2 separate regions of the Homo sapiens genome follow, and region 2 is linked to region 1. A link is a loop called in an ENCODE intact Hi-C map of the cell type or tissue named here. Cell type or tissue: mammary epithelial cell. All regions are shown on one strand. Links, peaks and the distances in the headings refer to the core of each region. The heading gives the core; the rest is flanking DNA. Region 1 overlaps GOLM2 (golgi membrane protein 2). Region 2 overlaps FRMD5 (FERM domain containing 5).

The links. Hi-C counts contacts between places; a loop is a spot of excess contacts. Peaks named below come from ENCODE experiments on the same cell type or tissue, not always from the same donor. Only the 100,000 strongest peaks of a DNase experiment are listed, where the experiment ranks them.
Region 2: a loop joins it to region 1, with 2.4 times the contacts of the local background. A loop is called at or near these places in 2 of 110 quality-filtered maps.

The regions. Positions count from the first base shown.
Region 1 is chr15:44,292,791-44,308,317 of GRCh38, reverse strand. The region is part of intron 1 of GOLM2 (golgi membrane protein 2); the gene reads right to left. Among named protein-coding and RNA genes, the nearest start is that of GOLM2, 12 kb to the right of the region's middle. RefSeq lists silencers at 7,553-7,847, 11,973-12,267. In mammary epithelial cell, for the core only: a CTCF peak has its summit at 9,219 (motif pointing right); DNase peaks (open chromatin) are centred at 11,017 and 11,507; H3K27ac peaks cover 1,379 bases.
Region 2 is chr15:44,150,673-44,166,199 of GRCh38, reverse strand. The region is part of intron 1 of FRMD5 (FERM domain containing 5); the gene reads left to right. Among named protein-coding and RNA genes, the nearest start is that of FRMD5, 37 kb to the left of the region's middle. In mammary epithelial cell, for the core only: no CTCF peak of the experiment used is centred there; a DNase peak (open chromatin) is centred at 8,289; H3K27ac peaks cover 1,532 bases.

The DNA of each region.
Region 1 (15,527 bases), core at 4,331-12,330:
ATATTGTATAATCCTCCTATATGAGGTATCTAGAATAGACAAATTCATAGACACAGAAACTAGAATAGAGGTTACCACAGGCTGGAGGGAAGGGCAATGGGAATTACTGCTTAATGGGTAGAGGTTTTGTTTGGTTTGGGATCGTGAAAAAGTTCTAGAAATAGATGGTAGTAATCATGGTTACACAACATTGTGAATGTACTTAATGCCACTAAATTATACACTTAAAATGGTAAAAATAGTAAATTTTGTTATAGATGTTTTACCACAATAAAATAGTAATAACAATAATCATCATTATTCTGGCCCCAAATAGCTTTAACTCAGACATAATTTCCCCTACTTCTCAATACCATGTACCTTATATTACACTCTCCTATTCTACTGCTTGACCTTCTGTGAAGGTACAACATACTTTCCAGCTTTCCTGGCCTCATTTATGTTCCTCCTGTCCTTATCCCTTTCTCATTTTGTTAAATTACTAAAGATCACCTTTTCAGTGAATTATTTCGCTCTTGACTTCCTGAGGAAGTTAATCAGTTATTCCTCTGTATTCTCAAACCCCTTTGTAAGCAGCTTTACTATAGCATTTAATCATGCATTATGGATTATTTTTCTATGTGTGCCTCCCTCACTTCTTCAAAGAACGGGAATCTTACTATCTTTCTATCCCTATCACATACCACATGGTATTCAACTTTCCCAAATAAATGACTTATGCATATAATAAACTTTGAACAATCATAAAGCACTATATCAATAAATGGTTTTATTTCATTCTGCCCATTGAGAATTAGTATCATGTGGGCTGAACACGGTGGCTCACGCCTGTAATCCCAGTACTTTGGGAGGCCAAGGTGGGCGGATCACGAGGTCAGGAGATAGAGACCATCCTGGCTAACACTGTGAAACCCCATCTCTACTAAAAATACAGAAAATTAGCCAGGCGTGGTGGTAGGCTCCTGTAGTCCCAGCTATTCGGGAGGCTGAGGCAGGAGAATGGCGTGAACCTGGGAGGCAGAGCTTACAGTGAGCGGAGATCGTACCACTGCACTTCAGCCTGGGCCACAGAGCCAGACTCTGTCTCAAAAAAAAAAAAAAAAAAGAATTAGTATCATGTTAGTTTCCAGCTTATGAGACAAGTCCCTGATGATAAGCAGTATAACTTGGATACAGGCATACCTTGTCTTATTGTACCTTGCTTTATGCGTTTCTTATAACCCTGCATCGAGCAAATGTATTGGCACAATTTTTCCAATAACATGTGCTCACTTCATGTCCCTATGTCACATTTTGATAATTCTCAAAATATTTCAAAATTTTCTTTATTACATCTGTCATGGTGATCTGTGATCTGTGACCTTCAATATTATTATAATTGGGGGCACCACAAACTGCACTCATAGAGGACAGTGAGTTTAATCAATAAATGTTGTGTGTGTAAATAGAATAAACAACTTTATAGAAACAGAAAGTAGAATAGAGGTTGCCAAGGGTTGGGGAGACGATAACGGGAGTTACCATGGAATAACCATTCCCCCATCTCTCTTCCTCTCCTCAGGCTTCCCTATTTCCTGAGACAAAACGATACTACAATGACCTCTAAGTGTTCAAGTAAAAGAGTTGTATGTCTCTCACTTTAAATCAAAAGCTAAACATAATTAAGCTTAGTGAAAAGGGCACGTCAAGAACATAGACAGGCCAAAAGCTAGGCCTCTTGTGCCAAACAGCCAAATTGTGAATGCAAAGGAAAAATTCTTTAAGGAAATTCAAAGTGTTACTTTAGTGAACACATGAATAACGAGAAGGCAAAACAGCCTTACTGTTGCTGATATGGAGAAAGTTTCCATGGTCCAGATAGGTCAAACTAACCACAATATTCCCTTAAACCAAAGCCTAATCCAGAGCAAGGACTTAACTCTCTTCAATTCTATGAAGGGTGAAGGGTAAAGAAGCTGTACAAGAAAAGTCGGAAGCCAGCAGAGGTTGGTTCATGAAGTTTAAAAAAAAAAAGCAATCTCCATAACATAAAGGTGCAAGGGGAAGTGGCAAGTGCTGATGAAAAAGCTGCAGCAAGTTATCCAGAAAATCTAGCTAAGATCACTGAAGGTGGCTACACTAAACAACACATTTTCCATGTAAATGAAACAGCCTTCTATTGGAAGAAGATGCCATCTAGAACTTTCATAGCTGCAGAGAAGTCAATATCTGGTTTCAAAGCTTCAAAGGACAGGCTGATTCTCCTGTTAGGGACAGCTGGTGACTTTAAGTGGAAGCCAACGCTCACTTACCATTCCTAAAATCCTAGCTTTTAAGAATTGTGCTAAATCTGTTTTATCTGCGCTCTATAAATGGAACAACAAAGCCTGTATGATAGCACATCTGTTTACAGCATGGTTTACTGAATATTTTCAGTTCACTGTTGAGATATACTACTTAAAAAAAAGATTCCTTTCAAAATACTAGTGCTCACTGACAATGTCCCTGGTCACCCAAGATCTCTGATGAAGATTTACAAGGACATTAATCTTTTCATGTCTGCTAACAGCAACCCATGGAGCAAGGAGTAATTTCTACTTTCAAATCTTATTATTTAACAAATACCTTTCATAAGGCTATACCTACCATGATGTAATTCCTCTGATGGATCTGGGCAAAATAAATTGAAAGTCTTCTAGAAAGAATTCACCAATCTAGATGCCATTAAGAACATTTGTAGAGGCTGGGTGCAGTGGCTCACGTCTATAATCTCAGCACTTTGAGAGACAGAGGCGGGTGGACACTTGGGCTCAGGAGTTCAAGACGGGCCTGGGCAACATGGGGAGACCCTGTCTCTACTAAAAATAGAAAAATTAGCCAGGTGTAGAGGCCCATACCTGTGGTCCCAGCTACTCGGAGGCTGAAGTGGGAGGATCACTTGAGCTCAGGGGGTAGAGGTTGTAGTGAGCCGAGATCGCACCACTGCACTCCAGCCTAAGTGACAGATCAAGACTCTGTCTCAAAAAAAAAATTATAATAATTTGTGGCTGGGCACAGTGGCCATTAATTCCATCACTTTGGGAGGCCAAGGCAGGCAAATTGCTTGGGCCTAGGATTTTGAGACCAGCCTGGATAACATGGCAAAACTCCACCTCTACAAAAAATACAAAATTAGCCAGGTATGGTGGCATGTGCCTGTAGTCCCAGCTACTCGGAAGGCTGAGATAGGAGGATCACCTGAGTCCAGGGAGGTCAAGGCTGCAGTGAGCCATGAATTGTGCCACTGTACTCCAGCCTGGGCAACAGAGACTGTGCCTCAAAAAAAAGAACATTTGTGATTCATAGAAGAAGGCTAAAATATTAACAGGAACATGAGTTTGGAATAAGTTGATTCCAACTCTCATGAATGATTTTGAGGGGATTCAAGACTTCAGTGGAGGAAGTAACTGCAGATGTGGTACAAATAGCAAGAGACCTAGAATTAGGCTAGGCACGGTGGCTTATGCCTGTAATCCCAGTACTTTGGGAAGCCAGGGCAGGAGGATCACTTGAGTATGGGAGTTTGAAACCAGCCTGGGCAACATAGCAAGACCCTGGTCTACAAACCATTTTTTAAAAATTAGCCAGGAGTGATGGCTCAGGCCTGTGGCCCAGCTACTCAGGAGGCTGAGGTGGGAGAATTGCTTGACCCCAGGAGGTTGAGGCTACAGTGAGCTGTGATTGCACCACTGCATTCAGCCTAAGTGACTGAGTAAGAGAGAAAGAGAGAGAACTAGAAATAGAAGTAGAGCCTGGAGGGCTGGGAGCGATGGCTTATGCCTGTAGTCCCAGCACTTTGGGAGGCTGAGGAGGGCAGATCACTTGAGGTCAGGAGTTTGAGACCAGCCTGGCCAACCTGGTGAAACCCTGTCTCTACTAAAAGTACAAAAATTAGCCAGGTGTGGTGGTGGGCGCCTGTAATCCCAGCTACTCAGGAGGCTGAGACAAGAGAATTGCTTGAACCTGTGAGGCGGAGGCTGCAGTGAGCCGAGATCATGCCATTGCACTCCAGCCTTGACACAAGAGTGAAACTCTGTCTCAAAAAAAAAAAAAAAAAAAAAAAAAAAAAGAAGTGGAGCCTGAAGACGTGACTGAATTACTGCAATCTCATGATAAAACTTGAATAGGCCAGGCATGGTGGTTTATGCCTGTAATCCCAGGACTTTGGGAGGTTGAGGTGGGAGGATTACTTGAGGCCAGGAGTTCAAGACCAGCCCTGGGGAACATAGCAAGACCACATCTCTACAAAATTTTAAAATTAGCCAGGTGTGGCCAGGCACCGTGGTTCACACCTGTAATCCTAGCACTTTGGAAGGCCGAGTCAGGCGGATCACTTAAGGTCAGGAGTTTGAGACCTACTTGGCCAACAAAACCCTGTCTCTACTGAAATACAAAAATCAGCCAGGCCTGGTGGTGCATGTCTGTAATCCCAGCTACTCAGGAGGCTAAGGCACGAGAATTGCTTGAACCTGGGAGGTGGAAGTTGCGTTGAGCTGAGATCACACCACTGCACTCCAGCCTGGTGACAGGGCGAGACTCTGTCTCAAAAAAAAAAAAAAAAAAAAAATTAGCCAGGTGTGATGGCACAAGTTTGTAGTCCTAGCTGCTCCAGATGCTGAGGCAGGAGGATTGCTTGAGTCCAGAAGGTCAAGGCTGCAGTGAGCCATGATCATGCCACTGCAGTTTAGCCTGGGTGACAGAATGAGACCCTGTCACCAAAAAAAACAAACAAAAATCCAAGCTATGCTTATAACTCAAACTTTTTTTCATTATATCCCCATGAAGCTAATCCCAAGGTTTTGTTCTCTTCACTTAAACACTAAATTGAATCAGAAAAATATTTTTGAGTTTCTAAATGAATAAAATATTATTCTAGATCTACTATAACACGTTTCAAATAAAAGATATATTCTATGTATACTAGAAAGATGAGTTGACAAGCAGTAGTTTTACATCTGAATATTTTAGTTATGTCTTCCAGAAAAGGTAGTGCAATCAGATATGTGGATAATATCTGTGGTAGCCCTAGTACATATTTATGCACCCGTTGGTTCAAGAAGCAATACAAATTGCTAAATCAATCATCAAATATTTACTGAGTCCAGACATAGGGAATAGTATGAAATATTAAGTGTTAGATTTATACTAGATTTAGACTATTTATTTATTTATTTATTTATTTATTTATTTATTTATTGAGATGGAGTATTGCTCTGTCGCCCAGGCTAGAGTGCAGTGGCGCGATCTCCACTCACTGCAACCTCTGCCTCCCAGGTTCAATTGATTCTCCTGCCTCAGCCTCCCAAGTAGCTGGGACTACAGGCGTCCGCCACTACGCCCGGCTAATTTTTGTATTTTTAGTAGAGACGGGGTTTCACCATGTTGGCCAGGATGGTGTTGACCTCTGGACCTCGTGATACGCCCACCTCAGCTTCCTAAAGCGCTGGGATTACAGGTGTAAGCCACTGCGCCCAGCCTAGACTATATTTTTATAGTCAAGAAATTCACAGGCTGGATATGGTGGCTCATGCTTGTAATCCCAACACTTTGGGAGGCCAAGGCCGGCAGATCACTTAAGTCCTGGAGTTCAAGACCAGCCTGGGCAACACAATGAAACCCCATCTCTACAAAAAAAATAAAAATTAGCTGGGTGTGGTACTGTGCACCTGTAGTCCCAGCTACCTGGGAGGCTGAGGCAGGAAGCTCGATTGAATCTAGGAGGTGGAGGTTGCAGTGAGCTGAGATGGTGACACTGCACTATAGCCTGGGCAACAGAGTGAGACCCCATCTCAAAAAAAATAGGAAAGAAAGAAAATTCACAATATATCATTGGAAGACAAGAAAAAAACTAGAACCACTAGGCGTGGTGGCTCATGCCTATAATCCCAGCACTTTGGGAGGCCGAGGTGAACAGATCACTTGAGGCCAGGAGTTTGAGACCAGCCTCGTCAACATGGCAAAACCCTGTCTTTACTAAAAATACAAAAATTAGCTGGGTGTGGTGGCATGTGCATGTAGTCCCAGCTACTTGGGAGGCTGAGGCAGGAGAATCGCTTGAACCCATGAGACAGAGGTTGCAGTGAGCCAAGATCGTGACACTGCACTCCAGCCTGGGCAACAGAGTAAGACTCCATCTCAAAAAAAAAAAAAAAATTAAATGTAAAAAAGAGAGTCAATCAATGGCTTCCTATTGCCCTTAACATGACTCACAAATCTTTTCACAATCTGAATCCAGTCTTGTAGTGCAACATCAAATATTATCACACTCATTCTAGCTCCCTCATTCCACATGGTGAACTTTTTTTTTTGAGATAGGATCTCACTCTGTTGCCCAGCCTGGAGTACAGTGGTGCCATGACCTTGGCTCCTAAGTTTTTTTTTTTTTTTGAGAGAGGGTCTCCCTCTGTAGCCCAGGATGGAGTGCACTTGGCATGATCTTGGCTCACTGCAACCTCTGCCTCCTGGATTCAAGTAATTCTCCTGCCTCAACCTCCCGAGTAAATGGGATTATAGGCATGTGGCACCATACCCGGCTGATATCCTGTGCTTTAAAATATGCAATAAAATAAAATATGCAACATTCTACATCTGGAACCCTCTTTTCATCTCTCCTGAGCCTCTTATCTCAAACCTCTCACTCAATCTTTGCCTCATTAAATCCTGATCTTTTTTTTAGGACTCAACTAAAACTCTCAAGAATGTCATCCCTAAGCCTCTAAAATAGGTTAGGTCTTCCCCTCATAGCCCCTGCTCAAGGGTAAGTTCCATAGTCAATGTATACCATATCTGTCTTGTTCACTCATTCACTATGTGATATGCATGCAGCATAGTAACTGATCCAAAATAGAAACTTGAACATATTTGTTCAATAAAGAAATTAAAATGGGGTTAAAGATGGAAGCACAGCATATGTAAACATTGAGTGGGAAAATGATAGGATAACCAAGATAAATGGGTATTATTAAAGCTAAAGGGAAGAAGTTTCAAAAAGGAGAGAAAGGAGAGATCATCAGTATAAAATGCTATAGAGAGTCAAGTTTAAGAGTGAAAATGTAGCCAGGCATGGTGGCTCATGCCTGTAATCCCAGCACTTTGAGATGCTGAGGCGGGAGGATCACTTGAGGCCAGGAGTCTGAGGCTGCAGTGAGCTATGAGAGGCCTTTGTTAATCATCAAATGAGAAAAAATGTTCCCCTAAGTTGAACTTAAATTGGATATAGAAAATTGAAATTGTAAAAGGAAAGCAAATCATTTTATATTAAATAGAAAAAGCTTCGTGGATGTAAGTTTTGAAGTCATCCTCAGGGAAAAAGTGTAGTTTGGAAAAGAGAAAGAATCAGACATTAAAAGCATCTGAGCAAAAGCTCTGTGGCAACATTGTTCAAAAGAGGAACTACCTGGCCAGAAACAGTGTAAGAAAATTAGATAAAGTTAATTAAGAACAAGAAAGAGAGCCTTGAAGCACTGTGAGAAACTGAAATTACTGCATGCCCAGTCTGTCCCTAGAAAAAAGCCTGGACTTTGAATTCAAGGAAACTTTAACTCTCTTTTGAGGAAGAGGCTAACATGGGGAACTTTAAGGTCTTCAACCAAAAATTGTAAGGACTAGTTCCTCCTGTTTAATGAGGTCATAAGTCAAAAGGTACTCCCTGTCACTTCAGGAGACAGATGTTACATGCCACACTATAAGAACTGTTTGTTTGCCTCTATGGAGTAAGTAAAAGGGAGCTCCTTGAATGTCCTTTTACCTTTTTTCTGCACAACTAAATCCTAGTCATCATTTTTCAAAAAGCAGCTTGTTTTATGATCTTCATGGAACCTCCTGAGATTACTCAGTCCTTTATCAGGAGAGTAAGAAAAAACAGAGAAATACAAAAATAAGAAAGGGAGACAAAGAAAAGTGAAAACTTGTTTCAAAGATCATTTTAGTGTATAGCACAGTAAGTGCCCAATATATTTAATAAATTTTTGTCAACTGAATTAATATACTTGGGTTTCAATAGAATAATACAAGACTAAACTTCTTCCTTCCTTCCTCCCTCCCTTCTTCCTTTCTTTTCTTTCTTCCCTCTCCCTCTCCCTCTTTCTTCCTCTTTCTCTCCTTCCCTCCTTCCTTCCCTCCCTTCCTTCCTTCCTTCTCTTTCCTCCTCCCCTCCCCTCCTCTCCTCTCTTCTTTTCTTTTTTCCTTTTCTTTCTTTTTTTGAGACAGGGTCTTGCTCTGTTGTCAGGCTAGGGCACAGTGGCACAATCATAGCTCCCTGCAGCTTCAAACTCCTGGGCTCAAGTGATCCTCCAGCTTAAACCTCCCAAGCAATTAAGACTATGGGCATGTGTCACCATGCCCAGCTTTTTTTTTTTTTTTTTTTTTTTTTTTGCTATGTTGCCCAGGCTAGCCTCAACCTCCTGGCCTCACATGATCCTCCTGCCTCAGCCACCCAAAGTGCTGGGATTATAGGCATGAGCCACTACACCTAGCCCCAAATTTCTTCAAGATTAGCTATACCAATGCACCCATGAAAGAAAGGAACCAATATTATTAAATGTCAAGCTTTGTATGGGACAGGCCTCTAAATATTTTACTTCATGAATCCTCTTCATTTTATGAGTGAAGAAACAGGCTTAAGGAGAGGTAACATAATGGTAGAATTATAAACTCAAGTCTGTTTGACTCCAAAAACCCTTGTTCTTTCCAGTGAACCATACTGCCACACAGTATATATTATATAAGAGTAGTTATCTAGTCAATTTGGGAGGCCGAGGCGGGCGGATCACCTGAGGTCAGGAGTTCAAGACCAGCCTGGCCAATATGGTGAAACACTGTCTCTATCAAAAATGCAAAATTTAGCTGGGTGTGGTGGTGCGTGCCTGTAATCCCAGCTACTCGGAAGGAAGAAGCAGGAGAACCACTTGAACTCGGGAGGTGGAGGTTGCAGTGAGCTGAGATCGCGCCACTGCACTCCAGCCTGGGCGACAGAGCGAGACTCTGTCTCAAAAAAAAAAAACAAAAACAATTATCTAGTCAAAAAATCAAATTAACTTTTAAGTATGCATTTGTGTATTTGTTTCCTAGGCTGATATAACAAAGTGCCACAAACTGAATAGCATAAAGCAGAAATGTATTGTCTCACAGTGCTAGAGGATGGTTTCAGAGGCTAGAAGTCCAAAATCAAGGTGTTGGCAAAGCCCTGTTCCCACTGGAGCCTCTAGGGGGAGGCTCCTGGCTTCTGGCTTCTGGTAGCCCTGGGCATTCCTTGGTTTGTGGAAACATAACTCCAATCTCTGCCTTTATCTGCCATGCGGTCTCTGCAATGTGTCTGTGTGTCTCTGTGTATTCATGCACCTGGTGTTCTCCCTAATTCTATTTTTTTTTCTTATAAGGATACCAGTTATAATGGAATAGGGGCCACCCTAATCCAGTATGACCTCATTTTAACTTGATTACATCTGCAAAGACCCTATTCCCAAACTAAGATAACATTCACAGGTGATTTAGACTTCAATATATCCTTTTAGGGGATACAAATCAACCTCGTACATTTTGTAACAGCACTAAGAACAATTTTTCCCGCAGGAAAAAATTTAAAACATAGTCCTTCCTCAAGGAACTTAAAATTTCGTTGAGAAAACGAAGTTCACAAACAATAAGCTATTAGTAAAAAATGAACAAAATAAGTTAATGAAGCTCAAACAATAAATGTAAATGGTGTATAAAGAAGGAAAAGCATGGCTGGGAGCAGTGGCTCACACCTGTAATCCCAGCACTTTGGGAGGCCCAGGTGGGTGGATCACCTGAGGTTAGGAGTTCGAGACCAGCCTGGCCAATGTGGTAAAACCCCATCTTTACTAAAAATACAAAAAAAAAAAAAAAAATTAGCCGGCCATGGTGGTGGGTGCCTATAATCCCAGCTACTTGGGAGGCTGAGGCTAGAGAATCACTTGAACCTGGGAGGCGGAGGTTGCAGTAAGCTGAGATCGCGCCATTGCACTCCAACCTGGGCGACAAGAGCAAAACTCCATCTCAAAAAAAAAAAAAAAGAAAAAGAAAAGAAGGAAAAGCATATTCCAGGTCAGAAGTCCCAGGGGGCTTCATAGTGGACATGGATCAGAAGCTGGATAAAAGATTGGTAGAATAGGCCAGGTGTGGTGGCTCATGCCTGTAATCCCAGCACTTTGGGAGGTCAAGGTGGACGGTTCACAAGGTCAGGAGTTCGAGACCAGCTTGGCCAACATGGTGAAACCCCATCTCTATTAAAAATACAAAAAAATTTAGCCAGGCCTGGTGGTGCGTGCCTGTAATCCCAGCTACTCAGGAGGCTGAGGCAGGAGAGTCGCTTAAACCCGGGAGGCGGAGGTTGCAATGAGCCAAGATTGCGTCACTGTACTGCAGCCTGGGCAACAGAGCAAGACTCCATCTCAAAAAAAAAAAAAAAAAAGGCCAGGTGCGGTGGCTCACACCTGTAATCCCAACACTTTGGGAGGCCAAGGCGGGTGGATCATGAGGTCAGGAGATCAAGATGGAGACCATCCTGACTAACATGGTGAAACCCCTTCTCTACTCAAAATACAAAAAATTTAGCTGGGCCTGGTGGCGGGTGCCTGTAGTCCTAGCTACTCAGGAGGCTGAGGCAGGAGAATGGTGTGAACCCGGGAGGCGGAGCTTGCAGTGAGCCAAGATCACACCACTGCACTCCAGCCTGGGCGACAGAGCAAGACTCTGCCTCAATTAAAAAAAAAAAAACAAAAAAAAATTGGTATAATAAATATACAGAAAAGAGGCAAGAAACTAAGAGTCAAACAGCAGGAACAAAGGCACAGAAACAGGAATTAACATGACACAGAAAGGCAGGTGGGAAGGCAAAAGTAAGCAAAACAATCAGCCTGAAATACAATTTGGGTCAGGAGATAGTGGGAGACAAAGGTAGCTAGAGCCATTCTATGGAAGACCTTAAAGATGAGACAGCAGAATTCTAACCTGATGTAGTCAGTGAGTCATACAGCCACTCTGAAAATAAGGTTTGAGGAAGTTCAGGCTGGCTTCACAGGAGAACTGACAAAAAGAAATGGAGACCAAGGAAAGGGGACTAGTTAGGGATCTGCCAAGTTCTCTATTCTGCAGTCAGAATGACGTTTTTTTTAATTCGATCAAGTAACTCCTCTGCATGTTGAAGCACTCAATATGATACACTGAAGGAATCAAAGACAACACCAAATTTCTAACCTCAGTCTTAAATAACAGTTGCATGGGCATCATTTATAGGAACCAAGAAGGTAGGAAAGGGATATCGTTTGGAAGAGTTATCAGTTTTGATTGGTTTATGAATAATTTGAGGTAGAAATTACAGTTAAAAGTTGGCCAGATTATGGCTGGTGAGGCAGAGGCAAAGGCAGGAATTATCATGTGCAGCATATTAGAACTGTAGAAGGTTGATACTCAAATTACAGAAGAACAGGCAAGCTCTAGGGAGTCAGCTAAGACACCTATGGGAGGAGCCAACTAAGCCTAACTGGAAATGAACCAGGAAACTGAAAACAAGCAAATAACAAAAACAGTCAGACATTCAGGAGCAAAGGGTGAGGCAGGTAGGCTAGGGCTGGGACCAGATCTTGGGCAGGAACACAGACAGAGTCCCATCCTGGAAAAAAGGCAGAAAAGAAATAAGGAAGTAGCTGTAGAATAACAATGTAGTAGGCACTGTTTTAAGAATTTTAATCAATTTACTCAAACCTCTCAAGAATAAGAGAGACTACTATTATATTCCAAAATTTTCCCCCAAAAAGCATTTTTTTGTAATACGCTTCTCATCCTCCTTTCTGACATATGACCTTTTCCCCATTCAACTAAAGGCATAGGCTGCCTCAAGGAAAATTATGGTTGTTAAAGGGAAAAAAGGTCATTTACTATTCAGCTTCAAACCTCAAAACTGATGTGTGTGTATGTGTGTGTATGTGTGTAATAAAACGACAATTTTGAGGACTTTTTCTACATTCTAACAGCTCCTTTTATTTATCAAGAGCTTGACGTGCCACAGCTGGACCACATAGCTTTAGTATGAGCTACAGTTTGCAAGAATCCAAGTTTAGGAGCCAAGCACAGTGGTGCACACCTGTAGTTTCAGCTACTCAGAAGGCTTAAACAGGAGGACCTTCACTTGAGACCAGGAGTTCCTGGCTGTGGTGTGCTATGATCACACCTATGAATAGCTACTGCATTCTAGCCTGGGCAATGTAGTAAGACCCCATCTCTTTAAAAGACAAAGAGAGAGAGAATAATAATCAAAGTTAAGAGACATGCCCTGTACTGAGGAAAGAGAAATAAGGACTTTTCTGATAAAAGAGGAAATAAAAGGGTGTCTGTGTGTGTGTGTGTGTGTGTGTGTGTGTGTATGTGTGGTGGATCTCCCTTGTTCTAAGATGAACTGTGTTTCCCCCAAATTCACATGTTGAAGTCCCAGCCTCCAGGATCTCAGAATGTAACTGTATTTGGAGACAAGGTCTTTAAAGTGCTTAAGTTACAGTGGGTCTAATCCAATATGACTCGTATCCTTTTAAGAAGAGGAAAAGACACCAAGGATGTGTGCATACAGAGGGACTATCATGTCACAATAAAGCAGCAAGAAGGTTGCCATCTGCAAGCCAAGGAGAGAAGTTCAGAGAAAAACAACCCTGCTGGCACCTTGGTCTTAGACTTCCAACCTTCAAAAATGTGAGAAAATAAATTTCTGCTGTTTAAGCCACCTAGTCTGTGGCATTTTGTTATGGCAGCCCTAGCAAACTAATACACCCCTCCAGGCTGAAACCCTTTAGAGGGAAGTTTAAAAAATCAGAAAGTTTGAGGGAATCTCAGAGAAGTGGGGGTTGTTTCTCACTTCTTTGGACAAGACAGGAGCAACTTAAAGCTCCCTTAAAGAATTTCCATGTTCAAGGCCGGATGTGGTGGGTCATGCCTGTAATCCAGCACTTTGGGAGGCCAAGGTGGGCAGATCACTTGAGGTCAGGAGTTAAAGACCAGCCTGGCCAACATGGTGAAACCCTGTCTCTACTAAAAAATCAAAAATTAGCCAGGCATGGTGGCATGCACCTGTAGTCTCAGCTACTCAGGAGGATGAGGCAGGAGAATCACTTCAGCCCGGCGGGTGGAGGTTGAAGTGAGCTGAGACTGCGCCACTGCGCTCCAGCCTGGGTGACAGAGTGAGGCTCCATCTCAGAAAAAAAAAAAAAAAGGAATTTATGTGTTTAGTAACCCAGGTAACAGACTGGAAGTGACAGAATGGCATAATAATGTGAAAGAAACCAAATATCACCTTTCTGATTCCTCTGGAGAAAGGATTCCTTGATTTCCAAAGATAACCTTATAGTAGCAACGAGCATATCTGCCAAGCAGACCTTGGTTTCTTTTTTTTTTTTTGTGAGACAGAGTCTTACTCTGTTGCCCAGGCTGGAGTGCAGTGGCACAATCTTGGCTCACTGCAACCTCTGCTTCCCAGTTCAAACGATACTCCTCCCAAGTAGCTGGGATTACAGGCGCCCCCCACCATGCCCGGTTAATTTTTGTTTTTTTTTGTGGTGGTGGTGTTTTTTTTTTTTTTTTTGAGATGGAGTCTCGCTGTCCTCCAGGCTGGAGTGCAATGGCGTGATCTCAGCTCACTGCAACCTCTGCCTGCCGGGTTCAAGCAATTCTCCTGCCTCAGCCTCCCAAGTAGCTGGGACTACAGGTGCGCACCACCATACCCGACTAATTTTTTGTATTTTTAGTAGAGACGGAGTTTCACCATGCTAGCCAGGCTGGTCTCGAACTCCTGACCTTGTGATCTGCCCACCTCGGCCTCCCAAAGTGCTGGGATTACAGGCGTGAGCCACCGTGTCTGGCCCAATTTTTGTATTTTTAAGTAGAGATGGGGTTTCACCATGTTAGTCAGGGTGGTCTTGAACTCCTGACCTCAAGAAATCCACTAGCCTCAGCCTCCCAAAGTGTTGGGACTACAGGCGTGAGCCACCGTGCCCAGCTGCAGACCTTGGTTTCTAATGCCATTCTCCAATAAAAGGAACCAAGGTTCCTTGGAGAAATGGTTGACTCTAGGGCTGGAGTAGGAAACGTATAGATAGGCCTAGAGCATCTAAAAGTACCAAAAAGTAAGAAAGGGGTATGTCACAATGAAACTGGGTGTAGGGTATGTGGAAATTCTCTGTACTTTCTGGCACTATAAAAGTAAGAAGGGGATACAGGAGTTAATGAAGGAGCTCTCCAACAGCCAGAGCCAGAACAATTTGAGCAACAAAAAAATAAACTAATATTGGATTATAAGCCAAAGTACAAAATAAATATCCATGAGTCCATACCGATACAAGTAAATTATTAAGTTAATAAATGAGGGAGAAGAGACAAATCTCCTTTGCAGAAGAATTCCATATAGTTTATGTTGATACTCTGTCCTTAAGGAGGAAAAACATAACTACCCACTCATTAAGTGAGGGTGAACATACTTTCTTCCAAAGTGTACAGTATGGAAACAGATTTTTTTTAAGAGTACATTATAGTGGAGAAACCTGACAAGCACTATCTCACGCCAGGTGATAGAGGTTAACATAAGTAGTGATAAATCATTTTGAAAAACATACCCATGTTATGATGTGTTGAGATTGGTACTTTACTTCTGTGGTCTTTGTCCGAAAACCCACAACTCCAGTCTAATCCTGAGAAAAGACTCAGACAATTCCCAATTGAGGGACATTCTATATAAAACACCTAATCAGTAATCCTTAAAATTGTCAAGATTATCAAAAACAAGAAAAGGTCTAAAAAACAAGGAAAGGCTGAAAAGAAGCTTCAGAAGACATAATGTCTAAATGTAACGTAACTCTGGATGAGATCCTGGAATTAAAAAAGGACAGCAGGCGAAAACTGAAGAAATCTGAATAAAGTACGGACTTTCATAATAAGATATCAATACTGGTTCATTAATTGTGACAAATGCATCATACTTATGTTAAGATGTTAATAATAGGGAAGACTGGGTGTGGGGTATATAAAAACTCCCTGTACTATCTTTGCAATAATTTTCCAGATCTAAAACTGTTAAGTGGCCAGGTATGGTAGCTCACACCTGGCACTTTAGAAGGCCAAGGCAGGAGGATCACTTGTTTAGTTTTCCAGATCTAATTTTCCAATAATTTTCCAGATCTAAAACTGTTAAGTGGCCAAGTATGGTGGCTCACACCCAGCACTTTAGAAGGCCAAGGCAGGAGGATCACTTCAGGCCAGGAACTGGAGACCAGCCTGGACAAGATAATAAGACCCTCATCTCTACCAAAAAATAAAAAATTAGACCATCATGGTGGCATGCACCTATAGTCCCAGCTACTTGGGAGGCCGAGGTGGGAGGATCGCTTGAGCCCAGGAGTTTGAGGCTGTAGTAAACTATGATCGCACCACTGCTCTCCAGCCTGGGTGACAGAGCAAGACCCTGTCTCAAAACAAACAAACAACAATAACAATAAAAAAAACCCTGAAAA
Region 2 (15,527 bases), core at 4,625-12,624, 140 kb after region 1:
AAACATGTGAAAAATGTTTATTTCAACCTCACTAGTAAGCAAAAACTGTAAGTTAAATAAGTTCCAAATGTATTATGTAAATTAGCAGGAACTAAAAAATAATGATAAGAATATACTGAGTACAAGTTTAAGTCAGTACAGTCTTTATTAAAAGATTTGCAAGTTAACTCCTAGGAATCTCCCCTAAGGAAATGATTTAAAATAGAAGAAAATAATTTTTATACCAAGATGTTCATTAGAAAATTATTTATAATAGTGAAAAAAATTCTTTTACATATTGAAACATGTATGTTAATTATACCTCTTTTAATACTCAGAGGCTGAGTGGGAAATATTAATTTGATAGATTTATTTTATTTTTATTTTTTTGAGGCAGGGTCTCACTCTGTCGCCCAGGCTGGAGTACAGTGGCATATGGCTCACTGCAGCCTCAGCCTCCCCAGCTCAAGCAATCCTTTCACCTCGGCCTCCCAAGAACCTGGGACTACAGGCACATGCCACCCACCTGGCTAATTTTTGTATTTTTTGTAGAGATGGGGTTTCACCATGTTGCCCAGGCTGGTTTCAAACTCCTGAGCTCAAGAGATCCACCCACCTTGGCCTCCCGAAGTGCTGGGACTGCAGGTATGAGCTACCATGGCCAGCTGCCAATTTGATAGATTTAGATTAATTTAATATCTGCTACCTGCTAGTTACTGTCTTATTGTGTTGGAGTTCTTAGTTGCAAGCAATAGCACCCAACTTGGGTTGATTTTATTGATTGATTGATTGATTGATTGAGATGGAGTCTCACTCGGTCGCCTAGGCTGGAGTGCAGTGGCATGATCTCAGCTCACTTCAACCTCCACCTCCCAGTTTCGAGCAATCCTCCTGCATCGGCCTCCCCAGTAGCTGGGATTACAGGCGTGTGCCACCACCACACCCAGCTAATTTTTGTATTTTTAGTAGAGACGGGGTTTCGCCATGTTGGCCAGGCTGGTCTCGAACTCCTGACCTCAGGTGATCCGCCTGCCTTGGCCTCCCAAAGTGCTGGAATTACAGGTGTGAGCCACCGCTCCTGGCCGACTTTGGTTGATTTTAACAGAAGGGGACTTTATTGCAAGGACATTGGGTAGCTCAGAAATTTTATAAGCAGGGTGCAGGCAGAAATGGGCTTAGAAAGTGGACAACAAAAAGGGAGGCTAGGGAGCACCCAGGACCCAGAATACTACTACAGAGCCAGTCTGAGAGGACACTGCTGCCTCCACCTCCGAACATGTATCTGGATGCTCCAGCTTGCTCTACTGTCATCTGGGACACTGAACACTAGGCACCGGTGCCACAGTGCTACCACATCTGCCCCTGTGCACTTCATACTGGTGGTGCAGCTGTCTTAGCTGCTTCTGCTGACCAACAAAATGTATTCTCCGTGGTTCCTGCTTCTTCACTGTGACAGTTTCATTGTCAAAGACCAAGGTAGGAGTGTCTGAGTAGCCAAGCCCAAGTCATGTACTCTATCCTAGCTGTAGGGGAGGCTGGGAAAGTAGGTATCTGGTATTTTCAGTTTCTAAAGTGTCTCCCATTAAGACTTGTATAGAAAGTAGTTCCCATGTTGAGCAGGAAAAAATCCATTATATTTATGTTATTTCATCAAATTATGAACAAAGTTTTAAAATTTACTGTCTGTTGCCTCTTATCTTGCTAGTGAATAGGCTAACATCATTAATTTCTGTTATTGTATGGTGCTATTTATGAGTATGTCACAATCTATCTTCTATGTGGTCCCTGATCCTTAGGCTGATTTTAATTTGCAGAATAGTGCATCTGCAAAAAAAAAATGACCAATAATATGTGAACATGGTAAGTAGTCAGTGTTGTTAAGTGAATCCATAAAAGTTGGAAATAGTATATTTTTCTTATAATGCAAAAAAAAGTGCTTACAAAAATAGTACACTATTAGAATGTACCATGATCAAGTAGGGGGAATTTCAGGTTAAGCTATCATTAAGTAAGTAAGGGCTTTCAGGGAAACCAAAGAAAACATGATCGGGGATAGACATTGTCTGGAAGGGAGTGGGGCTGAAGAAATGAAAGGTGGGGAGGACAGTGAGAAACAGGAAAGAACAGATGAGGATTGAAGGAGAGAAGCATTTTGTTTGCATTCTTAGGAACTGGTGCGGAGGTTAAGGAGCAGCATAAAATGGATCTCAGGTTTGAAAGACTTCCCCTTGCTAGAAGCAAGGCAGAGACAGAGAATGTAAAGTTAAAAGATGGATGATGATGTCTGTCAACATTTAATTTGGCCTATACAGAATGAAGTGGAGGAACTTGACTAGGCAACATTCAGGGCCTCTGATCAGCTGCACACTCTCCCCATGTAGCAAGAGAAGTGGCCTTATTAAAAATCTTAGAACAGAGAGAAGAGAGGGAGATAGCAGTTTTTACCTTTTCCTGAGACCCTGCAGAAGTTGTTATTCATTAGACGTTCACTTTATTCCCTTTTAAGTCTGGTAAAGAATGAATACTTGGACGTTTTGTTTCATGCAGATTTAGTTAGCAACTCGATTATCAAATGGTAGAATATCTGTATGCACTGAAGCCAAATTCTCAGTAACTCAGCTTTTGTTAGTCATATGAGGATGATGAATAATAGGACTCCAGAGCAGTTAACAAATTGATACAAGTGGTAGGAAAATTTGATATGAAGTTATCAAAACAATGTAATGAATCTGTTAAAGCTAAAGAAGTGTACCATGACCACATTCATTATTTATCCACTCAGTCGTTCAAAAAGTATTAGAATGCCCAACCCCTCTATTCCAGGCACTAGTTATGTACACGGGGGTACAGCAGAGAAGGCAGACAGACCTATTCTCTGCCCTTGAAGAGTTCACAGTCCACTGAAGAAGTAGACACATTGAATATAATCAAGAAGTGTTACAAGGATTTTTAACACTTCCTTAATATCCTGAGAGAGTCAAACATAATATAAGAGCTGAAAGATGCGGATTTGGGGAGACATAGGGGTTTTTTTGTTTTGTTTTTTTGAGACGGAGTCTCGCTCTGTCGCCCAGGCTGGAGTGCAGTGGCGCAATCTCGGCTCACTGCAAGCTCCGCCTCTCGGGTTCACGCTGTTCTGCTGCCTCAGCCTCCCGAGTAGCTGGGACTATAGGCGCCCGCCACCACGCCTGCTAATTTTTTTGTATTTTTAGTAGAGACGGGGTTTCACTGTGTTAGCCAGGATGGTCTCGATCTCCTGATCTCGTGATCCGACCGTCTTGGCCTCCCAAAGTGCTGGGATTACAGGCGTGAGCCACCGCGCCCAGCCTTGTTTTTTTTTTTTTTTTTTTTTTGAGACGGAGTTTCGCTCTCGTTGCCCATGCTGGAGTACAGTGGCCCGATCTTGGCTCACCGCAACCTCTGCCTCCCAGGTTCAAGCAATTCTCCTGCCTCAGCTTCCCAAGTAGCTGGTATTACAGGCATGCGCCACCACGCCTGGCTAATTTTGTATTTTTAGTAGAGTCGGAGTTTCTCCATGTTGGTCAGGCTGGTCTCAAACTCCTGACCTCAGGTGATCTGCCTGCCTTGGCCTCCCAAAGTGCTGGGATCACAGGCGTGAGTCACCGCGCCCGGCCGACATGGGAGTTTTAAGACAAAGAGAACATTAAATTTTCAGCCTGGAGGCAGGAAAAAACATGACTTTAGAGCCAATAGAAATACAAAATTGGCAAATTATAATGAAAGAAAGCTAGCAAAGGGAGGAAATGCAGTGTTAGGCAAAGTAATGTAAATATTAATATAAAGACAAAGAGTTAAATAAGCCAGGTGTGGTGGCGTGGACCTGTAGTCCCATCCACTGGGGAAACCGATGTGGGAGAATTGCTTGAGCTTAGGAGTTTGAGACCAGCCTGGGCAAAATAGTGAGACCTGATCTGTCTTAAAAAAAAAAAAAAAAAAGGCCTGGCACGGTGGCTCACACCTGTAATCCCAGCACTTTGGGAGGCTGAGGCGAGTGGATCACAAGGTCAGGAGTTTGAGACCAGCCTGACCAACATGGTGAAAACCCCATCTGTACTAAAAATACAAAAATTAGCCGAGTGTGGTGACACACGCCTGTAATCCCAGCTTCTCAGGAGGCTGAGGCAGGAGAATCGCTTGAACCTGGGAAGTGGAGGTTGCAGTGAGCCAAGATTGTGCCATTGTACTCCAGCCTAGGGCACTAGGAGAGACAAGGAAAAGACAAGGAAAAGAGGGAAGTCTGAGTTTCTTATAACCTTTCAAGGAAATACCTCTACCTAAAAATCCCAAGAAGGGATGACAGAACATAAGGCTCATAAAGATGGCAGTTCAGTACAAAAGTAGAGATAAAAGTCTCAGCTGAATTCAATTTCCTGTGAAAATAGTCATTTTAGTGGAGAGTTTGTGGAAGGAGAGGAAGATACGGTATAGTAAGGGGCTGTTTTGGAACTTGGAACATTTGGAAAGATGTAGAACAGAGGTAGATGAGGTCAGCTGCATATCTGTGAGAGGGAGAAGTTGGTCACCATATGCCATCCCACTACATTCCTGAAAACTACCAATGGTAGTAATTTATACAAATCATGTTTAAATACCATGCATCACAACAATGATTACACATTGAGCATGTGTCAAATTATTGTATTTTATTGGAAAATTATACATAACCTTAATAGTTAAGCATGTTGCCCAGTTGCTTGCAGATATTAATATTACAGGTGAAGAAGGCAGGTAAAACTTTGTGGCACTCTTTGAATCACAGCATTCCTTCTCAGCAATTATTTAATGAAGCTATGAGGTATCCTAAAGAGGCTTATGATTTGGTGGGTGAATATAAAATTACCATTTTAGTAAACTATATTCTATACTCAGAGGTGCAGGCAGGACACTTTGGGACCACTTGACTCAAGATGAGCATGGTTAGAGAAGACTTTCTGGAGGAAGCAGCAGTTGAACTTTTTTGAATAAGTAGGAGTTGGTTGGGAATAGAAATTGAGGGAGCTGTGGGACATGGGTGGAAGGAACAACATGAGCACAGATGGAGGCATCTCTGTCTACATTTATTGTTAACTCAAGGAGGGACCAGTAAGCATCCATGGGATGGGAAAGGAGATATAAAATAATATGCTGATCCTGCTGACAGAGAGCACATGGTTCACTTATTGGAGATGTATTTACTCTTTTGTGCCACGAGGGTGCTATTTAGTGAATTACCTGCCTCCTCTCTTGTACAATATGGTACACTAGTGGCTTGATAAAATTAATGCATCCCCAACAAGTGAGCAATTTACTTCCTTCTTATGAAAGGGCTAGTAAGTTGCTATGCATTCTTTTAGCTGGTTATATAGGTTTTAAAAATGATTTAAACAAAAATCTAAAGGGAATTTTATAGACAAGGAATCATCAAATAAAATACTAAGATATTGCTAGTTGTCACCATAAAAATGGAATTAGGATTACTTAGAATGATGGGCTTAATTTTTAAAATTAGCTTGAAAAGCTTTCTTCAAACTTAAGCATCCAACAATAGGTGGTTGAATAAATCATGATATATAATCAGATACTATTTAGCTTTAAACATGAAGTTATAGAAGAATGTTATAATACAGGAAGATGCTCACCATATTGTTAATTACAATAAAGCAGTATACAAACAGTATGAGCAATGTTTTGCTTTTGCTAAAATGTTTATAAACTGGTAAGCTGTAGGCTTTAGTAATCTGGAATCATACAAGAGGTTCCATTTGCATTTCAAAATGATTACAACTTATCCGTCCCTCTCCTCCCCACCTTTCAGGTTCTGTTCTATCCTGCAAAACTTTCCCAGTTATTTATTTATTTATTTTTTGAGATGGAGTCTCACTCTGTTGCCCAGGCTGGGTGCAGTGGCGCCATCTCGGCTCACTGCAACCTCTGCTTCCCGGGTTCAAGTGATTCTCCTGCCTCAGCCTCCTGAGTAGCTGGGACTACAGGTGCAAGTGGCACCACGCCCAGCTAATTTTTGTATTTTTAGTAGAGACAGGGTTTAACCATGTTGGCCAGGCTGGCCTCAAACTCCTGACCTCAAGTGATCTGCCCACCTCAGCCTCCCAAAGTGCTGGGATTATGGGCGTGAGCCACTGTGCCTGGCACTTCCCCAGTTATTTCTATGAGAACTAAATGTCAGCAGTGGCTACCGTGAAGGGTCAGCCATGCTACTTATTCATCTTTGGCTCACCCTTGATGATAGATGCTGCCACTTGAGGAGCCTCACTGAAGGTACTACTGAGAACCTCGGGACCTTGCGAGAGAAGCTACCCCCTGAGCCTGTCATAGCCCCTGATTGTCTGGGTGATAGTGCTGGATTCTATTTAAAGGTATGAAAAATGGCTTCCTCCTTAAATCTCAGCTGCTATTTGTTGCCTGGGCCTTGAAGCAGCACAAAGTCCACAGATCCACTTAAGAAATGAAGCAACTCCTCTAACTGCTAATCTTTATCCTTTGTCCACAAGCTTTCAAACTTGGCAGATCAAAGCAAGAATTACCAATGCTTCCTGATCCAACCTGATGCTTCTCCTATTTTCATTCTCTAGGTGACTTGGCAGTGTCATCTGCTTGATTGCTCAAGCACAAAACCTGAGAGGCATCTTAAACTCCTCTTGTTCCTTAACTTTAGGCTCCAAGATCCCTTCATTCTTCTTTCTTGCTGTCTTGGAAGTCAATTCATTCCTTTTGTCTCACTGCCTCTCAGAATTTAGACCTTAATTTCTCATCTGGAGATATCAGTAGCCTCCTAATCATTCCTGCCCCTTCCAGTCTTTCTTCCACCCTGGTTTAGCCTCCGTACTCCTTTACCATGGAATACAAAGCCCTTTATGGTCTAGCCCTGTTGCATCTCAGTCCTTTCTCTTGCCACTCAGTCTCCTCCACAGATACCTTATGTGGTGTTTCTACCCTCCCAAACGTGTGTGTATGGTAAAATACACATAAAATTTATCATTTTAAGTGTATAATTCAGTGACATTAGGTACACCAATAGAGATTTGTGTAACAAACACCACTCTCTATTTCCAGAATGTTTTCATCATCCCAAACAGAACATGTGTGTCTTTTTCCTCTGAATAGAATGCCCTGTTCCTCTGCTCCCATCCCTGTTCCTCCTAAGGATCTCTCTAGGCTTGGTTCTAGTGCTACATTGTCTGAGAAGATTTTCCCAGTCTTTTCAGACTTGAGTTAGGTGCTCATTTTTTTTGTCTTCCTATGCCATGCTGGGCATACTCCTGCCATGATACTTGCCCATGATATTGTGATTGTAGGTATGTGTGGCTCTTTCTTCCACTAGACTTTGAGGTCTTTGAATGAAGAGTCTGACTGAGTCTTTTATCTCTGCATCCTTAGCTTCTAGCACTATGCCTGCTGTGAATAAATGACTGGACTCAGCTTCCTATCAGCTATGCAAATTAGCTCTTGATCACATGCTAGCATTGAATGGAAATCAGGTAGCAGGTCTAAAAGAAATTTCGTAAATGTAGGCTCTTCTTTACATTAGGTATTCATGGAAATTTGTTTTTGAGGGCTGCTTTGAGTATGTAATTTCTCAGCAGTTGCACATAATCTTCTATGTTTATAATTTTAGTAATGGGTTGGGTCATGAGTATACAGTAATTAGGATAAGGTGACAAATATTAGGAAGAGTAAAAATTTTACAAAAAGCTGAAAATATATGTGGTCTTAAATATCCAGAACAGTTTCCAAGACTGTTTTATTTGTCAGGTTATGAGGTACAAAAGAAAGAAGGAACTGGAAGTCTTATTATTTTGGTGCTATTGGATAGAAAATCAGTGAAAAGACATTGGAATGAGTCAAGGTACTAGACAGGGCTTAAGGTCACAACAATTTTTTTCTCCCTTCTGTTCTATTTTTTCTCCTTTCTTTAGAACAGAAAATAGATGGGAACAATTCTTAAAAGTAGAACTGCTACTAAGTTCTCACAGTAGTAGTTTAATGTTTCTCTTGTGGTTATACCTCATCCTGGTGTGAGATGCTGAATTTGTCAAAGAGGGTGAGACAGAGGCTCTAAAATTCCTAGAATTAAAATTAGATATATGGATCTATTATCCATGGACTTTTATGTCACTTCTTTTGCCTTAAATCAAGTGAAGTAAAATCCTAAGCATACTATTTAAAATCCAGTTCCGCCAGATGCTCAACTAGAAAGGTCAATCTTTATCACTCCATTTACACTGAACAAACATATTTGTGGCAGCAAGAGATTGAATCAAGGGGAAAAAATGTAGTCCAGTAATGTGATTCAATTGTCTCATCAGGCATATGACTTGAACATAATTTGAAGGGTCCTTGAAGTTTCTTTTTTTTTAAGTTTGAAATCAGAAATTTGCAGTTGACACAACATGAGTCATGTAGATCTGATTGAATTTCCTGGATTTTCCTTTTCTTTCATCTCCTGAATTGTACTCTTTCATTTTCTTATTTGGAGTCTAGTGAAGAAAGGAAGTGAGACAAACTTAAAGTGAAATCAGATTGTACATTTGCATACCATAGAGCTAGTGGTATTTTTTATTTACAGTTTATGATATAAATGACTTAGCAATAGTTGTTTTTCACACAACACATTTAGAAATTTCTGTTTTAGCACATTGAACAATTAATTGCTTGATAGTGTGATTTACCTGCTTAGGACTTTTTAAGTCGTCATTATGAATTATATGAAGTATTATGTGAATACTACTACCTGTAGGATACTACAGTGGTACTAATAATTTAGACATCTATTAGGCTTTTCATATAATCACATGACCCAAAGTTATTTAAAGAGCAGTCTGAAGGTCCAGTTCCTAATGTGAGAGGACCTCACAGGTAGATTACAAATATAGAATATTGCCTGCATTGATACTGATTGATTACTCTTGAACATTTGGACATTGGATAAAATTTTTGAAGATAAGTGTTCATTGACATAAAGTATGCTTTACTTTTCATGAAGAAAGGAGGCTTCCTCTAGAGAAGTAGGAATTAAACATATCTGAAGGTGTCTGGATTTTAGCTCTCATAAAATAATACAGGTAAAAATTATTGTATGTATTTAATATGATATGTAGCTTGTAATCATAATGCCTTTTTTATTTGAGAAGGTTGACCTATTTTTAATGACAGAGAGAAAGGATGTAGTATGAAAAACTGATCTTTGTCTCATCCCTGACCTCCAATTCCCAGCTTGCCTGTTCAGAAAAACTACTGTTAACTAGTTTCTTATGTATCTAGAAGGGGCAGTTTATTTTTGCATTTTTATATATATATATTTTGGGACAAAATCTCTCTATGTTGCTCAGGCTGGTCATGAACTCTTGAGCTGGAGCAGTCCTCCTGCCTCAGTTTTCCAAGTAGCTGGTACTAGAGTAGAAGAGACAATTAAAAAGATACATTCCTGATGTGTATTACAGCACCAAACATATAATGGGTGTAAGTCAAGATGCATATCAAATCCTATTTTCATACTTCCAAATGACAGGGTAGAGATGAGATTTATGTTCATAAGCAACAGAAGCCTATCTGGGTCTAATAGGTATTCCTCAACTTTCTTAGATCATATATATGTTCCTGGAAACACATAAAAAAGTCAAATGTGTGAACCTCAAACATTGGACTCACATGTTTTAAGGGATGTTTAGAATACTAAAAGCTACTAAAAAATCCTCAACTTTGCCTTACTTTTTAAAGCACAATCTTTGGCCTCTATTTATAGTTAAAATTATTTATACGGGCTGGGCAAGGTGGCCCACGCCTGTAATCCCAGCACTTTGGGAGGCTGAGGTGGGTGGATCACTTGAGATCAGGAGTTTGAGGCCAGCCTGGCCAATATGGTGAAACCCCGTCTCTACTAAAAATACAACAGTTGGTTGGGCGTGGTGGCGCCTGCTTGTAGTCCCAGCTACTAGGGAGGCTGAGGCAGGAGAATCACCTGAACCTGGGAAGCAGAGGTTGCAGTGAGCCGAGATCATGCCACTGCACTCCTGTCTGGGTGACAGAGCGAGACTCTGTCTCAAAAAAAAAATTATATGTCATTTTTTATTTTTCACTATTGGGCAAGTAGTTGACTGACCTCAGTTCACTGAGACTAAATATTAGTCTTTTTCAATACACTTAAGGCTTTGAACCTTGCCTCAGTGGTTCAACTTTTGTGACACTGTGCTGTTTTTCATGACTATCAGCTCTTTTTTTCCTGCTTTCCTCTGGAGAACTTCTTGCATATTTCATTATATTCCTTATTGCACCTAGTCAGTGGTCACTCAAAAAATATGTTTGGGGAGGAGCCAGGCGTGTTGGCTCACACCTGTAATCCCAGCACTTTGGAAGGCTGAGGCGGGCGGATCACTTGAGGTCAGGAGTTCAAGACCAGCCTGGCCAACGTTGGTGAAATCCCGTCTCTATTAAAAATACAAAAATTAGACAGGCGTGGTGATGGGTGCCTGTATTCCCAGCTACTCGGGAGGCTGAGGCAGGAGAATCGCTTGAACCTGGGAGGTGGAGGTTGCAGTGAGCCGAGATGGTGCCATTGCATTCCAGCCTAGGTGACAGAGCGAGACTTTGTCTCGCAAAAAATGTATATATATATTTGGGGAGGAATTAAATTAGTGAATAAAAGAATTCAACCCTTTTTTTGATAAAGGAATGGAGTTTCTACATCATATGGTATGCTTATATTCAGCTTTAATAGATAATAACAAATAAGTTTCCAGAGTGACTATACAGCTTTTCTTCTTTTTTTCTTTTTTGAGACAGAGTCTCGCTCTGTCACCAGGCTGGAATGCAGTGGTGTGATCTCGGCCCACTGCAACCTCTGCCTCCTGGGTTCAAGCAATTCTTGTGCCTCAGCCTCCTGAGTAGCTGGGACTACAGGCACGTGCCACCATGCCCAGCTAATTTTTGTATTTTTAGTAGAGACGGGGTTTCACCGTGTTGGCCAGGATGGTCTTGATCTCCCGACCTTGGGATCTGCCTGCCTTGGCCTCCCAAAGTGTTGGGATTACAGTGTGAGCCACCGTGCCTGGCCAGCTTTTCTTTTTATCAACAGTGTGTGTATGCTGTACTGTCTCCTCACCAACACATGTTATTATCCATCTTTTATATTTTAGCTGATAGATGTATGATGGTATCTCACTTTGGTGCTAATCTGATGCCTAATGATATTGAGTATCTTTTTATATTTATTAGTTTTTTTAGTGAAGTACCTATTTTTCTTTTTCTTTTAAAAATAACTTTCTTGAGACATAATTCACATGTCCTACAATTCACCCATTTAAAGTGTACAATTAAGTGGCTTTTAAGGTATTCAGAGTTGTACATCTATCACCACAATTTTTGGAGAATTTTTATTATACCAAAATGAAACCCTGCACCCCTTAGCTGTCACTATGTAACCTCTCCCTTTCAGCCCTTCCGCATGACTAATCTACTTTTTGTGTCTATAGACTTGCCTATTCTGGATATTTTATATAAATGGAATCATACAACATGAGGTACTTTGTGACTGTGCAGATATAATAGTTGCAATAAAGGTTTTACACATAAAGTGTTGCCTGCTTTGCAGGGAAAACAGTTCACTAAAGCTTGATTAAAAGTATCTACCAAGCAGTTTCCACTCTAAGCATCTTCTAAGTATGCACTGATTATAAATCATAAATAACTATTTTATACTGTTGCATAGGATTAAAAACCAAATTAATCCCAAAGTAAAAGCTTTGGTGCCCTCAATAACCAAGTATGTAAGCCGATAAAGAAAGTTAACATGGTGATTCGGAAAAACTAAAAACTTGTGTACTCTATTGGTCTTTTTTTTTTAAAGTTTTTTCCCAAGGTTTTTTTTCTTTGTTTGTTTTTGTTTTTGTATTTTGAGACTCACTCTCACTGAGGCTGGAGTGAAGTGCAATCATGGCTCACTGCAGCCTCAACCTCCCCAGGCTCAATTGATCCTCCCACCTCAGCCTCCTGAATAGCTGAGATGAAAAGCATGCACCACCAAACCCAGTTAATTTTTGTATTTTTTATAGAGATGGGGTAATTGCCATGTTGCCCAGGCTGGACTCCAACTCCTGGGCTTAAGCAGTTTGTTGACCTTGGCCTTCCAAAGTGCTAGGACTACGGGTGTGAGCCATTGCACCCGTCAACATTTTTTCCCAAGTTTTAATTGTACTTAAAATTAATATAATGTAAAATTTACCATCTTAGCCATTTTTTTTTTAAGACTTGCCCTGTCGTCACCTAGGCTGGAGTGCAGTGGCGCCATCTTGGCTTACTGCAACCTCTACCTCCTGGGTTCAAGCAATTCTCCTGCCTCAGCCTCCTGAGTAGCTGGGATAGCAGGCACCTGCCATTATGCCCGGCTAATTTCTGAATTTTTGTAGAGACAGGGTTTCACCATGTTGGCCAGGCTGGTCTTGAACTCCTGACAGCAGGTGATTCACCCGCCTGGGCCTCCCAAAGTGCTGGGATTATGGGCGTGAGCCACCATGCCCGGCCTTAACCATTTTAAAATGTACAGTCCAGTCAGATGAAATACATTCATAATGTGCAACCATTACCACCATCCACCTCCACAGTCTTTTTCATCTGTAAAACTGAAACTCTATACCCTTTAAACAATAACTTCCCATTTCCCTATCCCCTCAACCCCTGGTAACCACCATTCTAGTATTCGTCTATACCTCATATAAATGGAATCATACAGTATTTGTCTTTTTGTGACTGGCTTATTTCACTTAGCATAGTTTTTTCAAGGTTTATTTATGTTAAAGCCTATGTCAGAGTTTCCTTCCTTTTAAAGTCTGAATAATCCTTCATTATATGTATATACCACATTTTGCTTATTCATTCATCTGTTGATGGACTTTTAGGTTGCCTCTACATTTTAGCTATTGTGAATAATGCTGCTGTGAACATGGATATACAAGTATCTCTTTGAGACCTTGTGTTCAGTTATTTTGAGTATATACCCACCCAGAGATAGAATTGCTGGACCATATGGTAATTATATTTTGAATTTTTTGAGGAAGTGCCATACTATTTTCTATAGTGGCTGTACCATTTTATAGTCCCACCAATAGTGCATAAGAGTTCCAGTTTCTCCACATCCTGTCCAGCATTTGTCTTCTCTTTTCTTGATGATAGGCATCTTAATGATGTGAGGAGGTATCTCATTGTAATTTTGATTTGCATTTCCTCAGTGATTAGTGATGTTGATCATCTTTTCATGTGCTTATTGGCCATTTGTATATCTTCTTTGAAGAAATGTCTATTCAAGATCTTTGCCCGTTTACTTTTTTTTTTAGAAAATATTTGCAGTACAGTTTAATAAAGAAGTCAGATCCACAATATATAAACAACTCCTGCAAAGCAATAAGAAAAAGATAAACAGCCAATTTTAACAGACAAAATATGTCATCAAGCACTTCACAAAAGACTATCTCCAGATGGTCAGTAAATGTATGTTCCATTATTGTTCATCAGGGAAGTGCAAGTAAAAATTGATGTGCAATATCAGTAGACATCCACCAGAGTGGTTAAAGTTAAAAAAAAATTAAGGCCAAGTGTTACCAGAGATTAGAGCAACTTAGCTCACAATCAAATCTGGTGGAGCTTTTTCCCATTTACTGAGGTAACTCAAGAATGCTGTTTGGTGGTTTCTAATAAAATTAAACATACGCTTATTCTGCAAGGCTTGTATGAGAATGTGTGTAGCAACTTTATAATTGTCCCAAACTGGAACAAACCAAATGTTCAGTAGGATTATGAATAAACAAATTGTGGCTTATTTATGTATTTGCACATTGGAGTAATACTACACAATAAGGTTAAAGAATTAAGTATTGATACATATAACAACCTAGATTTATCTTTAAAAATTGAGCAAAAGAAGGGAGACACAAAAGATGTACAATAGTGTTTACTGCTGCAGGTTTTTGACTGGAAAAGGGGAAAATATAGTTTTGTTTTGTTTTTTGGGACAGTCTCCCTCTATCACCCAGGCTGGAGTACAGTGGCGCAATCTCAGCTCACTGCACCTGTGCCTCCCAGGTTCAAGCAATTCTCATGCCTCAGCCTCCTGAGTAGCTGGGACTACAGGCATGCGCCAGGACACCTGGCTAATTTTTGTATTTTTAGTAGAGAGGGGATTTTACCATGTTGGCCAGGCTGGTCTCGAACTCCTGACCTCAAGTGACCTGCCCACCGCGGCCTCCTAAAGTGCTGAGATTACAGTTGTGATCCACCGCGCCTGGCCTGGCCTTTGCCCATTTACTAATTGTGATTTTTGTTTGTTTGTTTTAGGAGTTTACTATATATTCCGGACATTAATCGCTTATCAGATATGTGATTTATAAAGATTTTCTCCCATTCTGTGGGTTGCCTTTTTACTCTGTTGATTTTGATGCACAAAATTTTTATAATTTTCATGAAGTCCAAACTTTTTTTTCTTTCCTTGCTTGTGCCTTTGTTCTCATATCCAGAAAATCATTGCCAAATCCAGTGTTGTGAAGCTTCTGTTTGTTCTAAGAGTTTTATAGTTTTAGGTTTTACATCTAGGTCTTTTAGCACTACTCTTTAATTTCTTTTAGCACTGTTTTGTAGTTTCATCCAATGAATCTTTTACCTCCTTGGTTAATTCCTATGTATTTTATTCTTTTTGATGCAATTATATATTGAATTGTTTTTGTACTTTTCTTTTCGGATTATTATTTGTTAGTATATAGTACCCAACTGATTTTTGTGTGTTAATTCTTTTTTCTTTCTTTCTTTCTTTTTTTTTTTTTTTGAGATGGAGTCTCGCTCTGTCACTTAGGCTGGAGTGCAGTGGCGCGATCTTGGCTCACTGCAAGCTCCACCTCCTGGGTTCACACCATTCTCCTGCCTCAGCCTCCCAAGTAGCTGGGACTACAGGCGCCCACCACCATGCTTGGCTAATATTTTGTATTTTTAGTAGAGACGGGGTTTCATCATGGTAGCCAGGATGGTCTCAATCTCCTGATCTCGTGATCCGTCCGCCTTGGCCTCCCAAAGTGCTGGGATTACAGGCATAAGCCACCACGCCCGGTCCTTTTTTGTTTTGTTTTGTTTTTTGAGACAGAGTCTTGCTCTTTCGCCCAGGCAAGAGTACAGTGGTGCCATCTCGGCTCACTGCAGCCTCTGCTTCCCAAGTTGAAGCAATTCTCCTGCCTCAGCCTCCCAAGTAGCTGAGACTACAGGTGCATACCACCACGCTTGGCTAATTTTTGTATTATTAGTAGAGATGGGGTTTTGCCATGTTGGCCAGGCTGGTCTCGAACTCCTGATCTCAATTGATCCACCTGCCTTGGCCTCCCAAAATGTTGGGATTACAGACGTGGGCCACGGCACCCAGCCTCTTTATTTATTTATTTTCTGAGACAGGGTCTGCTCTGTTGCCCAGGCTAAAGTACAGTGGTGTGATCATGGCTCACTGCAGCCTTGAGTTCCTGGACTCAAACAATCCTGCTTCATCTTCCTGAGTAGCTGGGACC